2 separate regions of the Mus musculus genome follow, and region 2 is linked to region 1. Evidence: chromatin contacts called from ENCODE Hi-C or POLR2A ChIA-PET data. All regions are on one chromosome and are shown on one strand. Each heading gives the region's core, a stretch centred on a gene start or an enhancer-like site at or near the end of the contact. The rest is flanking DNA. Distances are from core to core; before and after follow the strand shown.

Evidence for each region. A loop is a pair of places that touch in the nucleus more often than their neighbours do. ChIA-PET counts read pairs that join two places held with the same protein, here RNA polymerase II (POLR2A).
Region 2: a map of Patski shows a loop between it and region 1 (528-fold over the local background). The contact joins the promoter of Hras here to the promoter of Selenos in region 1. A Hi-C loop is called at or near these places in 1 of 37 maps with a recorded cell type or tissue (Patski). POLR2A ChIA-PET finds 5 or more read pairs at or near these places in 1 of 5 experiments (Patski).

The regions. Positions count from the first base shown.
Region 1 is chr7:66,075,418-66,081,670 of GRCm38, forward strand. It overlaps Selenos (selenoprotein S), which reads left to right and starts at 4,232. Exons shown (of 6, transcript NM_024439.3): 1 at 4,232-4,372; 2 at 4,915-5,049. The coding sequence starts at 4,297.
Region 2 is chr7:141,191,606-141,197,492 of GRCm38, forward strand. It overlaps Hras (Harvey rat sarcoma virus oncogene), which reads right to left and starts at 2,399. Exons shown (of 5, transcript NM_001130443.1): 1 at 2,235-2,399; 2 at 1,225-1,376; 3 at 837-1,015; 4 at 526-685. The coding sequence starts at 1,335. Lrrc56 (leucine rich repeat containing 56) reads left to right here and starts at 2,525. Exons shown (of 13, transcript NM_001172064.1): 1 at 2,525-3,012; 2 at 4,303-4,373; 3 at 5,377-5,564. The coding sequence starts at 5,388.

The sequences.
Region 1 (6,253 bases), core at 2,982-5,481:
CCTGTACTGCTTCCACAGCCCTTCTGTGAATGCATAGCCCCGTTGCTGACAAGAGTACTTGTTTCTTTTGGCTAGGGGTGTGGCTTGCTGGCAGTCTTCCTCAGACTACAAGATCCCCAATACCAAAGCAAAAACAGATTTCCTGTCTTCCATTGCTTCATTTATGAGTCCTCTTACTGGATGAGGAGTCTTGGTCAACAATCCCAGTTATGACAAGCCAGTGGTTGCTCTGTAATTGCACAGTTTTTACTAAAAGTAGCTTCATGAAACCCTGGCCTGGACATGCACTGAATTAGTCTGGACTGAAACTATTGGCACTTAGATGGTTTAGTATTTGGGGTAAGTGAGAAAAACAGGACACCATTGCCTCATGCATGCCATTGTCCCAGTCAAGGACTTGGCAAAGCTAGCTAGAGGCAAATGAGGTTTCCTTTCTTACGTGTCTCAGGACCCAGATAACTGATGAGGTTCAATTCATTTGAACTTTCAATCTGTGTTTTTCCTGGAGCCTAACATTTTCAGGGAATAGTTTTGTAGAGTATGAATTTCATTCAGGCGAGTATTGTCTGTTACAGCAGAAGTTTGTATCACCTGATAGTTGTGCAACACTTGCAAGAATGGACAGATGGAACTATGTTACGATGCTGATTTGAGGTGGACTCATGTAGCCCAGGCACATAGGAAACTGGCCTGAAGTCCTAATCCTACCTCCACATCCCACCAGCTGAGATTACAGGTGTCTCCTCACCTGACCTTGAATGTTTCCTCTCTAGCATTTGTATAACTGGTAAATGCCCTACTTTTGAAGCTTGCCCTAATTAAATTAATGGATATGATTAACAAGACTGCCTAGCTGAAGGCTGATCCCTGGAATGGGCAGGACAGAACAGATCTCTCCATACATGTGCCTGCATACATGTATGTGCACCACACAGGAGCTGGAGTTGGAGAGATGGCTCAGTGTTCACAGGACTTCTCCCAGGGGACCTGGGTTTGGTTCTAGCACTAACATGGCAGATCACAACCTTCTGTAACAGTTCCAGGGAGGTGTGCCTACATTCCGGCACACGAGAGCATTCCTGGAAAGTGGCAGGTCCTTACTGCTTGAGCAGGACTGGCATTTTATTGCCTTCTCTGAGCCCATGAGCTCCCCACACCCTTCATCCTGTGTAGCTGCTTGTTATATTGGAAAACAGCAATTTTGGCAGTTTGCCAGCAGGAAACACCATCTGTTTCCTTCCATATTGACTCTGCTCTTTATTTTTAATGCTTTTATTACCCTATATTAATTATATATAGTAATGGACTTCATTACATGCCCATAATGTATTTTAATTGTACACACACACACCTATTAGCCTCCTTTGTCCTTCAGATGGTCTCCCTCTTTCCAATTAACTACCCACTTTCTGTGTCTGGCTTTAGGGTTGATTATGGAAGCTTGGGCAGCCTTACCAATGGCTACACCACTGAACAAAACGTTTCTTAATCCTCCATCAACTAGTAACTGTAAGTCTTGGGGGTGGGGCAGGCCCCAGTTAGCACCTCCTCATCTCAGTGGTAGGATGTTGAGGAGCCCAGTCTTGTGCAAATCTTGTGACATTCGTGATGAACAAAACTAGGCTTTCTATGCCTTGAACAACTAACTAAGCTATACTCAAAACTGATAACAGGTCTGCTTACTCTCCATTAACCAAAGCATTTACCTGGCTGAATACAGTGGATGGGGAAATTCTAACCTGAAGGACATGGCTATAAGAAGGGCCCAGACAAGGATGTGACAGTAAGTGACAGGTTAGAGCCAGACATTGAGTCTACATAGCCAGTGGTGGGCGTTGTGGTTACTATTCACCTTTGCCCTAGTTTTCCAGGTAACATCTGAGCTGTTCAGGTTAAGTACAGGGAGGCAGCTACCACATGAAATGTCAAAGGCGTCACACCTGAGAAGTAGGAGCAGGATTGCAGGAACTGAAATTAAACCCTAAAACCCATGCACTCAATTCAAAATACCTTAAATTTTAGTTGAATATTATACTGTGTATCTAAGTATGTACACTGGGTTTGTAAACAAAGTTATTGTTGGGTGTGTGTGTCTATTTTTAAATTTGGCTTTGCTGTTTGGAGAGGGGGCTAACTACAGAGATATGCCTGCCTTTGTCTCCCATGGTTTTGGTTTTGTTTTTTGAGGCAGGCTTACACTGCCAAGTGTGGCCTTCCTGTTGACACCAAAGATGACTCTGAATTCCTGATCCTCTTACCACCATCTCACAAATGCTGGGATGAGAGACATTTGCCACATACTCGGGTTTGCAGTGGGGGACCTTACACCTAGGATTCTGTACGTGCTAGGCAAGGAAGCACCTGGCCAATTGAGATACAATCCTACTCCTACTTTGTATGTTTTAACATGTTATCTTTCTGAATTGCTAGTTTCCATGTTAGATTGCAAAGTTCCAAGCGGAAGAGATTCCTTGGCTAAGACTATGTAAAATAATGATTTCATTATTACACTGTTTTATCTGTGTATCATGTACTTTGATCCTATCCATTCACCTCCCTTTTTATTGGTTTTGGGTTTTTGGTTTTTTTCAAGATAGGGTTTCTCTGTAGTCCTGGTTGTCCTGGAATTCACTCTGTAGATCAGGTTGGCCTTGAACTCAGAAATTTGCCTGCCTCTGCCTCCCAAGTGCTGGGATTAAAGGCATGGTTTTGGTTTTTTAAGACAGGGTTTCTCTGTGTAGCCCTGGCTGGAACTCACCCTGTAAACAGAGCTGGCCTCTAACTCAGGGATCAGCCATCCTCTGCCTCCTGAGTGCTGAGATTAAAGGAGTGAGCCAGCACCTCCTCTTTTAATGAAACTAACCCCTCTTAACCAGTGTGCGGGGATTAAAGGCTTTTAAGGCAAGGTTTCTCTGTGTAGCCCTCACTGTCCTGAGCGTCAAATTCAGAGACTCACCTGTGTCTGCCTGCTGAGTGCTGGGGTTGAAGGTGTGTGCCAACATTTCCCCTCCACCTTGTCTTTTAATGAAACTAAACATTACTTATTTCATCATCATGATTGCAGATGTTAAGGGACTGGATCAACAGGCAAATGAGCAACCTCCTCTCTCGTAACCAGATGTTTCACTTGCTCTGTATGATGTGAGAAATCACCTTAAGCAAAGAGAGAGGGTTCAAACTGGCCTCAGAGGTGGGGTGGCAGTCATCGGTACCAAAAAAGAAAAAAAAATTAAACTGATCCTTTTTTACCACTGAGAAAACTATTAAAATCATAAAACTTTAAAAATTTAGCAATTTTTTAAAAAAGCCATGTTGTGTCTGAAAAAAAAAATCAGCAAATTCATGGCTATCTTCATATTCTTAGCTTCATATCCAGTCATCAAAGTCTATTTTCAAGGTGGTTGATAATGTGAAGTGACTCCAGGCTTTTCTCTCCCATGTCCCCAGATGGAGTCGCTGAATTAGAAGATCCTTAACAGACTAGTTTTTATGACACAGTGAGTTTTATTTCCATTTTGGAGATTCAAAGTCCTCAAGCTTGGTACAGCACCGTATAGATTCCATCAGGCTCCTCAGGCTGAGTCATCTCACGGTGGGGTGCACAGAAATCTAGTCTCTTTTTCTCTGGGGACACCCACATTGACCTCATATAGTAGTTTCCCAAAGGATCCCACCTTTAAACACCACAGAGTTCTCACCTTCTTAATCCCATTAATCTATGGAAACTTGATTCCATCAGTTCCTTTTCAAATCGCAGCTATCTCCTTTATTGCCTTCCTAGTATGTTGCAGAGAACCATTACAAAAACTGTGGTAATGTAACACATAAGAGCCTAAGTTGAAGTCATTACTACATTAATTCCTTCCCTTGAGACAGTGGATCAGAAGAAAGGAATTCTAAGTAGATCGCTTTCCGCACGTTAGGGGAGGGGAATCTATGCTGCAAACCTTTAGGGCCCGGTGACAAGGGCGGGACTCAAATCTCATCTCCAGGAGGTTTCAAATCTCTTGAGCCTCAATGTCCAATCAGTATCAAATACAAGATCGGTTATCCGAGCTATGCCGAGTTGAGCTGCGAGCTCCTCCCTGAAAGTCAAACGCGCTTCCGCCTGGGCATCTTTCAGCCCCGCCCTCTGGTCACACCCCCCCTGTGATTGGTCGAGCGTCGAGGTAGGTCGAGCCACGATAGGTCAGTACCGCCACGGCAGTGAGCGCCACGTGTACATAGGGCCGAACCGGAAGCGCAGAGCAGAGAGGAGCAGCGGGCTTGTCGTTGGTGGCGGTGGCGGTGGCCGCCATGGATCGCGATGAGGAACCTCTGTCCGCGAGGCCGGCGCTGGAGACCGAGAGCCTGCGATTCCTGCACGTGACAGGTCAGGGGCGGCGGGCGCCGCCATGCTCGGTGGGTCGGCCTCCAGGAGGCTTGGCGTTAACGCCGCGGACTGGCCGAGCCTGCTTGTTGGGCCGGAGCTCACCTTTCTCGAAGTCGCCCTAGCTGGGCGGGCGCTCGCGGACTTGGCTCACGGGAGTCCCTTTAACATTTTCCTTTTGCAGTGGAGTCCTCCGCCCGGCGTTTCACTCTACCCGACACTAACACACTGTTGTCTCACTCCTTAACAAAGTGTAACTCACGGAGTCTGGATGGCCTTTGCTTTCCTGAATCAGATAGACACGTCCCCTTTAGTCCTTCAGAACCTAGCTGCTGGGCTCTGCACCCTCCGGGCTACTCCCGAGTCCCCTTGTAGTTGAGAAGTTTCTGTACCCAGCGATTCGCTTCTTAGGAGTCCATTTCCAGCTAGACTGTGAAGGTTCTGAAAGAAGAAGCTATGACTATTTTTGTAGAGTATTATTGAAAAAAATGCTATTACCATTTCTGAAACTGGTTTCTTTCTCTTTTTTTTTTTTTTCCCCCCAGTGGGCTCCCTGCTGGCCAGCTATGGCTGGTACATCCTCTTCAGCTGCATCCTACTCTACATTGTCATCCAGAGGCTCTCCCTTCGACTGAGGGCTTTGAGGCAGAGACAGCTGGACCAAGCCGAGACTGTTCTGGGTTAGTGCCATGTGGTAGAAATGAAGGCGCCTGTCATTTACTTAGTGGGTGGTGGCAAGACATGCCTTTGAGGTTTGAAAGATTTTTATTGAGATGCAAAGACTCCGTGATGGTGTATAGCATACTCAATGCACATCTTGTTCGGTGCATGGGGACCAGTCCCTGGAGATGGCCAGGTCTTGTGGAGGAAACAAGAAGTGTCAAGGGGCGGGGGTGGGGGTGGGGGGATCAGGCATTGGGGTCCTGGGAATCTTGCCACCTGACTGACTGGAAGTGGGGTGCTGCTTTATACAGCACTCCGTAGACAGGGATGGATTCATAGATCATATTTTTGTCCCCAGATGTATTTTAGCTTCCTCGTAGTCATAAGTTTAGCCATCATTGATAAACCGTGACAGAGCAGAGTTATCTTTTACAATCATTTTCCCTCATCAACCCCGTAGCCCATTTTTTTAAAGAATCTAGAGGCATATTTTGCCAAAGCATGACAGTCCATTCTCAGGCTGGTAGCTCTTATGGTTTCAAAGGCACTAGACAGAAAATCTCCAAGCCAGCCTGGGTAGGTTGTCATGTCCTATGGCAGTAGATTAGCAGTTTATTTAATCAACTTTTGATGGTTAGAGTGCTAATTGTCATTAGGCCCAAGGAAAATCTTCAGGCCAGAACTGCTACAGTTATTATTCAATTTTGGATGTAATACAATGTTTTTATCTTTGTGGAATTTATTTTTAGGTCTGAACTTGGTATTCTTTTGTTCCTTGGCCATAGGACATCACAGTGGTCCTGCATAGACTAATTTTTCCAAGGGAGGTCTTAATCCCTCATTCTTCTATCATTTATCCACACCATCCTTTGTCCATCAGGATAAGCCCCCGTGTAGGGCAGAGATAACTCAAGCCGGTTTAACTTTGTTGTTGTATCTTTTTCCTGGAGGGGCATTCCATATGTGCCCCCCCCAATGTTATATATGCCACGTATTCCCCTGAGTGACAGGAGGAAGAGGCTTTAACCTGATTGATCGGCTGCCAACCTCTCCAGCCTGCTGAGTCTTATTTCTCTTTTAAGTTTACCTTGTTCTAATTATCTTGTGCCTGAGTAAATGGAGAGGCGAGTGCGTGATCCAAGGATATCTTGGAGCCTGAGCCTCACAAGGAGATCTCTGGTGTCTTTATTTGAGACACAACCTCCGGGCCTAAGGAAGACC
Region 2 (5,887 bases), core at 1,149-3,648, about 75 Mb after region 1:
GGAGCTGGGCCCTGGCCATCCAAAAGGCACAGGCCACTCTCCTGAAATAGGGTTCACTCCTGAGTATCACTCAAAGTCAGAGCCACTTAACTCAGGACTCTCCCAGACCCCCAGTACGTCTCAAGTTGAACAGCCTAACAACACTGAAGGGCTTAAAACTAGCCAGTATCCACAGGACACTGGGGACAAGAAGAACTAAGGCCCCTGGGTCGCCGCTCCGGCCTGGCTCAGGGCAGCTCTCTCCAGGGACCCCATCCTGCCCTAGAGCTATGTGAACTCAGAACTGCAGGGCATAAGCCCAGACCCTGGCCCTTGCCTCCCTCACAGCCCTGCGGTCTGGGAGACTTACAGCTTGAGGGCCGCTGGGTCACATGGGTCCCGGGGGAGGGGGGATCCCAGAGGGTCCCGGAGCTGGAGCCAGAGCGGCTGCCCTGTGTTGAGGGAGAGCGGCAATGAGCTCTGCTCCCTGGCTGGGGTGGGGTGCGGTAAATCCTTGACTAGCTGTGGAGAGGGAAACAGGCTCACCTGCCGGGTCTTGGCTGATGTTTCAATGTAGGGGATGCCATAGCTGCGAGCAAGGTCCTGGGCCTGCCGAGACTCAACAGTGCGAGCAGCCAGGTCACACTTGTTGCCCACCAGCACCATTGGCACATCATCTGAATCTTTCACCCGCTTGATCTGCTCCCTGGAGGGGGATGGGGTGGATATGAGCCAGCTAGCAGGCTGCAGGCATGACTGTGTCCAGGACATTCAAAAAAAGACATAAAGCCTCAGTGTGCACACGGAACCTTCCTCACGTGTGCCACGGGCTCACGGGCTAGCCATAGGTGGCTCACCTGTACTGATGGATGTCCTCGAAGGACTTGGTGTTGTTGATGGCAAATACACAGAGGAAGCCCTCCCCTGTGCGCATGTACTGGTCCCGCATGGCACTATACTCTTCTTGACCTGCTGTGTCTAAGATGTCCAGTAGACATGTCTCCCCATCAATGACCACCTGTTTCCGGTAGGAGTCCTGCAAAACAACACGGCTTAGTGGGGGTGGGGGGTGGGGGTGGGGTCTCACCTCTCCTCAGACCAGAGAATCCACAGAACCAGCCTACACCCTTGCACCTCTCATACCCTGATGGATCATACCCCATAACACCTACAAGACCTGGGCTGTTTGGTCATTTACCCATGACCACTGCCACAGCCCACCTCTGGCAGGTAGGCAGAGCTCACCTCTATAGTGGGATCATACTCGTCCACAAAGTGGTTCTGGATCAGCTGGATGGTCAGGGCACTCTTTCCCACGCCTCCAGCGCCCACCACCACAAGCTTGTATTCTGTCATAGCTTCTACAGCGGCTGCCAATCCAGGAGCTCCTGCCCCACCTGCCAATGAGAAGCACACTTAGCCAAGGCCCTTGCCACTTGAGACGGCTAATAGATGCCTGACCCAAGGGCCCTCTCCAGCATTGAGCAGGCAGGCCTGCCAGTGGCCCAGTTGATCACCTGTGGCACCTTCAGCTTGAAAAGGGAGGACCCCACCCCCACCCCCCAACCTCCTCAAACAGCACTTAATGGCTGTGTGAGGAAGCAGGGAGAGGCCCCCAAGGCAGGGCTGACAGCTGAGAGCTTCTCCCAACCACGCACCCAAATTAGAAGTCGCTAGGTAGGCAGAAACCCTCAACTGGAGGCGCCTGAGGGCTGAGGCCACCCCCCAAAAAACAGGTCCTGCCACGGCGGCCTCGGCGTGCCCAGGCAGGCCAATGCCAGCCTACAACCGGCTCTGGCCCGCCGGCATGTGGGTGCAACCTACAACTATTTACTGAGCGCCTACTGCATGCCAGGCGCGGTCCCGGCAGCGGGGGGAGGGTGGCTGGAGAAGGACCCTGCCCTCCACTAAGACAAACCTTCCACAAGGGGCCAGGGAGCTTTCACAGAGGGGGGGAAAAACGGCTGAGGGTGTGGGAAGCAGGTGACTACAGGAACGCGAGGGATGGCTGGGAGCAGAAGGCCCTGGTTGGGGCCCAACGCGGGTGTCCTTGTGGCCCCGAGGCCCGAGCGTGATGGCCGCGGGGCGCAGAGTCTCCGGAGGCCCGGGCGGCGCCTCGCTGGGAGGACGGCCACAGGCAGAGCGAGTCCGGCCGCAGAGGCGGGCAGCCGGACGCTAGGCACGCTGCCGGGCCGAGAGGAGCAAGGAAGCACCGATCACCTGCGCCCCGCGCCCCACCCCGTGCCCGCACTCACCGCTTGCTGGCGCGACTGCCCCCGGGGCCGGGGCCGGGGCCGGGGCAGGGCGGGGGCGCGGACGGGCGCCGGCTGGGCCCGCGCATGAGCTCCGTCCGCGGCGGGTGCGGCTCGGGCTGCGGGCGCCGGGAGCGGACGGCGGGGACTTGGCCGGGCCCGCGCTCGCCCCGCCCCGCTCCGCCCCACGCCCGTCCGTCAACTCGAGGCGGCCCGTGATTGGTCGAACTCCTCCGCACCGCGACCTGTTGTGGTTGGCTGAGCAACCCATCCGTCAGAAGCCGAAGCTGGGCGGGGCTTCCTGGAGCCGCGGGGAAGGCAGTGCCGGAACTTGGGTCCTGCACTCAACAGTGATGTCTAGTGCCTAGGTGCAGAAGAGACAGACCGAGACCGTGCTTACGAGCCCGGGATTTCTCCGGAGAGAAACTGGTGCACGCTCGGGTTGCGTTGAGGACCTACTACAGAGCCTCCACCCTGCAGCCTCACCAAAGGCCCAAAGGCCCACGAGTGGAAAGGTCATCCCGACCGGGTATTGGTGTCGGGGACAGTCAGCACCGCGGACGCGGAATAACAGAGGAAGACAGAGTTCGCCGGAACCCCTAGCTGCCTGTTCTCGTAGGTCGAGGTGGAGCAAAGGCTCCATCCTGGGGCAGCGTCGGCCCATCACACCGCGCTCTTCGTGTTTTGGAGAAGACCCCCCTACCGCTCTCAAACTCGAGGTCCCAACACTGCAGAAGCTCATACTGCGTCCATTTGAAGAACGACCCCGAAAGTCAGAAAAGTTGGTATTGGGGCGAAATGAAGTGTTCCACCCACTCAAGCAAGTAGGGTACATCTGTGTCAGACGCAAATGACATGTTTTCAACACTTTTTGAAATTTCAAAGAAACGAATAAGCACGTCCTCAGAAAAACTCAGGCTTTTACTCAGGTCGTGCAGGCCTGGGGTTGCACGCTCACCCCGGTCGCCGCCCGGGGTGCAAGCTCGGCTTGTTCTATTCATCTAGCAGGCAGATAACCGAGAGCTGGCCAGAAGCCTCTCACGGACGGCTCTCTGAACCACCGTGAGTGCCTTCACTGCGTTCAGCCGTCCGGCTTGTCTCTTACTCTAGGGAGCATTTCCACCGGATCTGCCGCGTGTCCCGGCAACCGTTGCTAGGGGGCGGGGCTCATCTTACCGAAGCCCCGGATGCCCGCGGCTCACGAATATTTGGGTATTCAAATGAGCCCCGCCCCCGTTGCCATGGCGCCAGGCCTGCAACCCCATCGCGGTGGTAAAAATAATAATTAAAAAAAAAAGCCCTCACCTGAGAGAGCGACCGCCGCGGTGGAGGGGCCTAGTGCTGCGCCCCAAGTCTTGGGCACTCTGGCCCACCCCTCAGGTGAGAGCCTAGCACCTCCTCTCCATGTCCTTTGTGCTAGGGGGATCCTGGGCGACCCACGTCTGTGGGACAAGACATACAGGACAGAGTAAGCAATAAGTCATGAAGTGCAGTGGAAGGGGATCACTCTAACTAGAGAAATGTATCTGGGAACGGCAGGAAGTACAGGAGTTAGGGGTCGGCCAAACCTGCATGGAGGCCACGGAGGAGGACTAAGAAGAAAGGATATACTTAATGTTCTGAACAGAGTTCTTACCTTAGCCATTGTCTCTTGAGTATAAGATCTAGGGCCAAACACAGACCTCTGTATCTTTAAGGAGAAACAGTTTATGCACTTCCTACCAGAGGTGTAGAGGCACCTGAAAAAAAAGTATGGGAAGGAGTGCCTGCAGGAGAGGCGGGCCCACAGATGATTGACAAGAGCATTCCCAGGCTCCCCTCTGGGAGTAGAAGTAGGACTTGGATCATGTCTTTATTTGCATTGGGTGACCAAGAGGGACCCTGGCTGAATCCTCATTGTAGAAGCTTTATCCTCCATTAGAATGGTTACAGGGAGTTCAGGGCCAGGCCTCCACCTAACATCTCCCCCATTCTTGTACCTGCTTGTTTCTGGATACTGTGACCTTGGCCAGCTCAGGTACCACAGAGTACAGTGATCTAACCAGGAAGCTAATCTAATTCTCTTTTACAGGTGTTACATGTAGACACATGTGGCCCCCTTGCCCGGATGTTTGACCTACAGCAGGAGCCGGCTACCTTCAGGTACTTAGTCAGAAGACTGTGTGGATGGTTGGAGGTAATGCCTGCTATCTTGATCCTAAACTTAGACTCATGAAACCATTAATGAAGGCAGATCCACAACCATTGTCAGGGGCAGCTCAGGGAACTGTCAGTAGCCACTTGCTGCTGGTCACTACAGGCATCTTGTACAGTATCCCTAGCCTCACAGCCTTTTAAAAAAATCTTTATCTTATAAGCGTGTGTGTGTGTGTGTCTGTGTGTGTGTGTGTGTGTGTGTGTGTATGTGGAGCCACCCATCATGGATGCTAGGAATCAAACATAGGTCCTCTGTAAAAGGAGCAAGTGCTCTAAACCACTGAGCTAGCTTTCCAGCCTCAACTCACAGCCTTTGTGATGCCCCCAGACAGCAAAGCTTGGAGCTTGGAGCCGGTGCTCATTGTGTGGACAGTGTGGGAAACAAATATAGAACCAGGGGCCAAGGAGATAGCTCAGACAGCAAATTGATTGCTTTGTCTACATGAAGACCTGAGCTTGATCCCCAAAATTATCATACAAAATGCCAGGCATGGTAGTGTGAGCTTATAATCCCAGCACTGTGGAGACAAAGCTTAGCTTACTTGGTGAGTCCCAGGCCAGTGAGAAACCTTATCTCAAAAGAAGAAGATGGCACCCCAGGAATGGCACCCAAAGTTGTTCTCTGGCCTCCACATACACACACACACACACACACACACACACAAATTGTAAAATGGATACATACATCTCTTTTTAAAAATAGAGAAGCAAAGGGACGGTATCAGCCAAATTGGAAAAAAAAAAAAAACTGAACAGAAGCTAGGGCGGGGTATGTGTGCTATCCAGTTATCTAGACCACTGACATTGCCTGGGGCCCCTCAGAGCAGGTCCAATCAGGCTGGGAAATGGGAGGCTGATGGAAGATCAGAGTTAATGTCATGGCTTTGTGGGCCATTGTTGTGAACTAGAATCTTGTAAAGGAGACTTGGCCCTCTGCTTCTCTTAACAGGTTGGACTTGGATGGACCCAGCCTGGGATGGATCCCAGGGGTCTCGACCAGGCACAGCTAGTATCCGGGTACGGGAGCTGAGCTGGCAGGGCCTAAACAACCCCCACCCACAAAACAAGAGACTGGGCAGCCATGGGGATATCCATAGGGAGCGGTGGGTGGAGGAGCGCCTATCCCCTGCTCGACTGGTAAGTGATTGGGGCCTGAGGCTCTGCCATGGGTCTGCATGAAGTGACATCTTGGTACCCTTTCTGCCTATATCTAGCTTTCCCTCCACTAGTTCTCCCTGCCTTTCTACCCTTAGAGTCCCTGCCAGTAACCCCCAAGTGACAGACGCAAGCATCCCCAGGCATTATCACAAATGGCACTGTTGGGCCAGGATTCCATAACTATTGGCTGAGGCCTGTACTCAAGCTGACAAGAAGTCCTTTACTCAAGAACTAATATTGCAACAGGGAGGACAAAGAGGTGGCATAATGGGATGCTGGGAGGGCAACTGGGGTCCATGGCC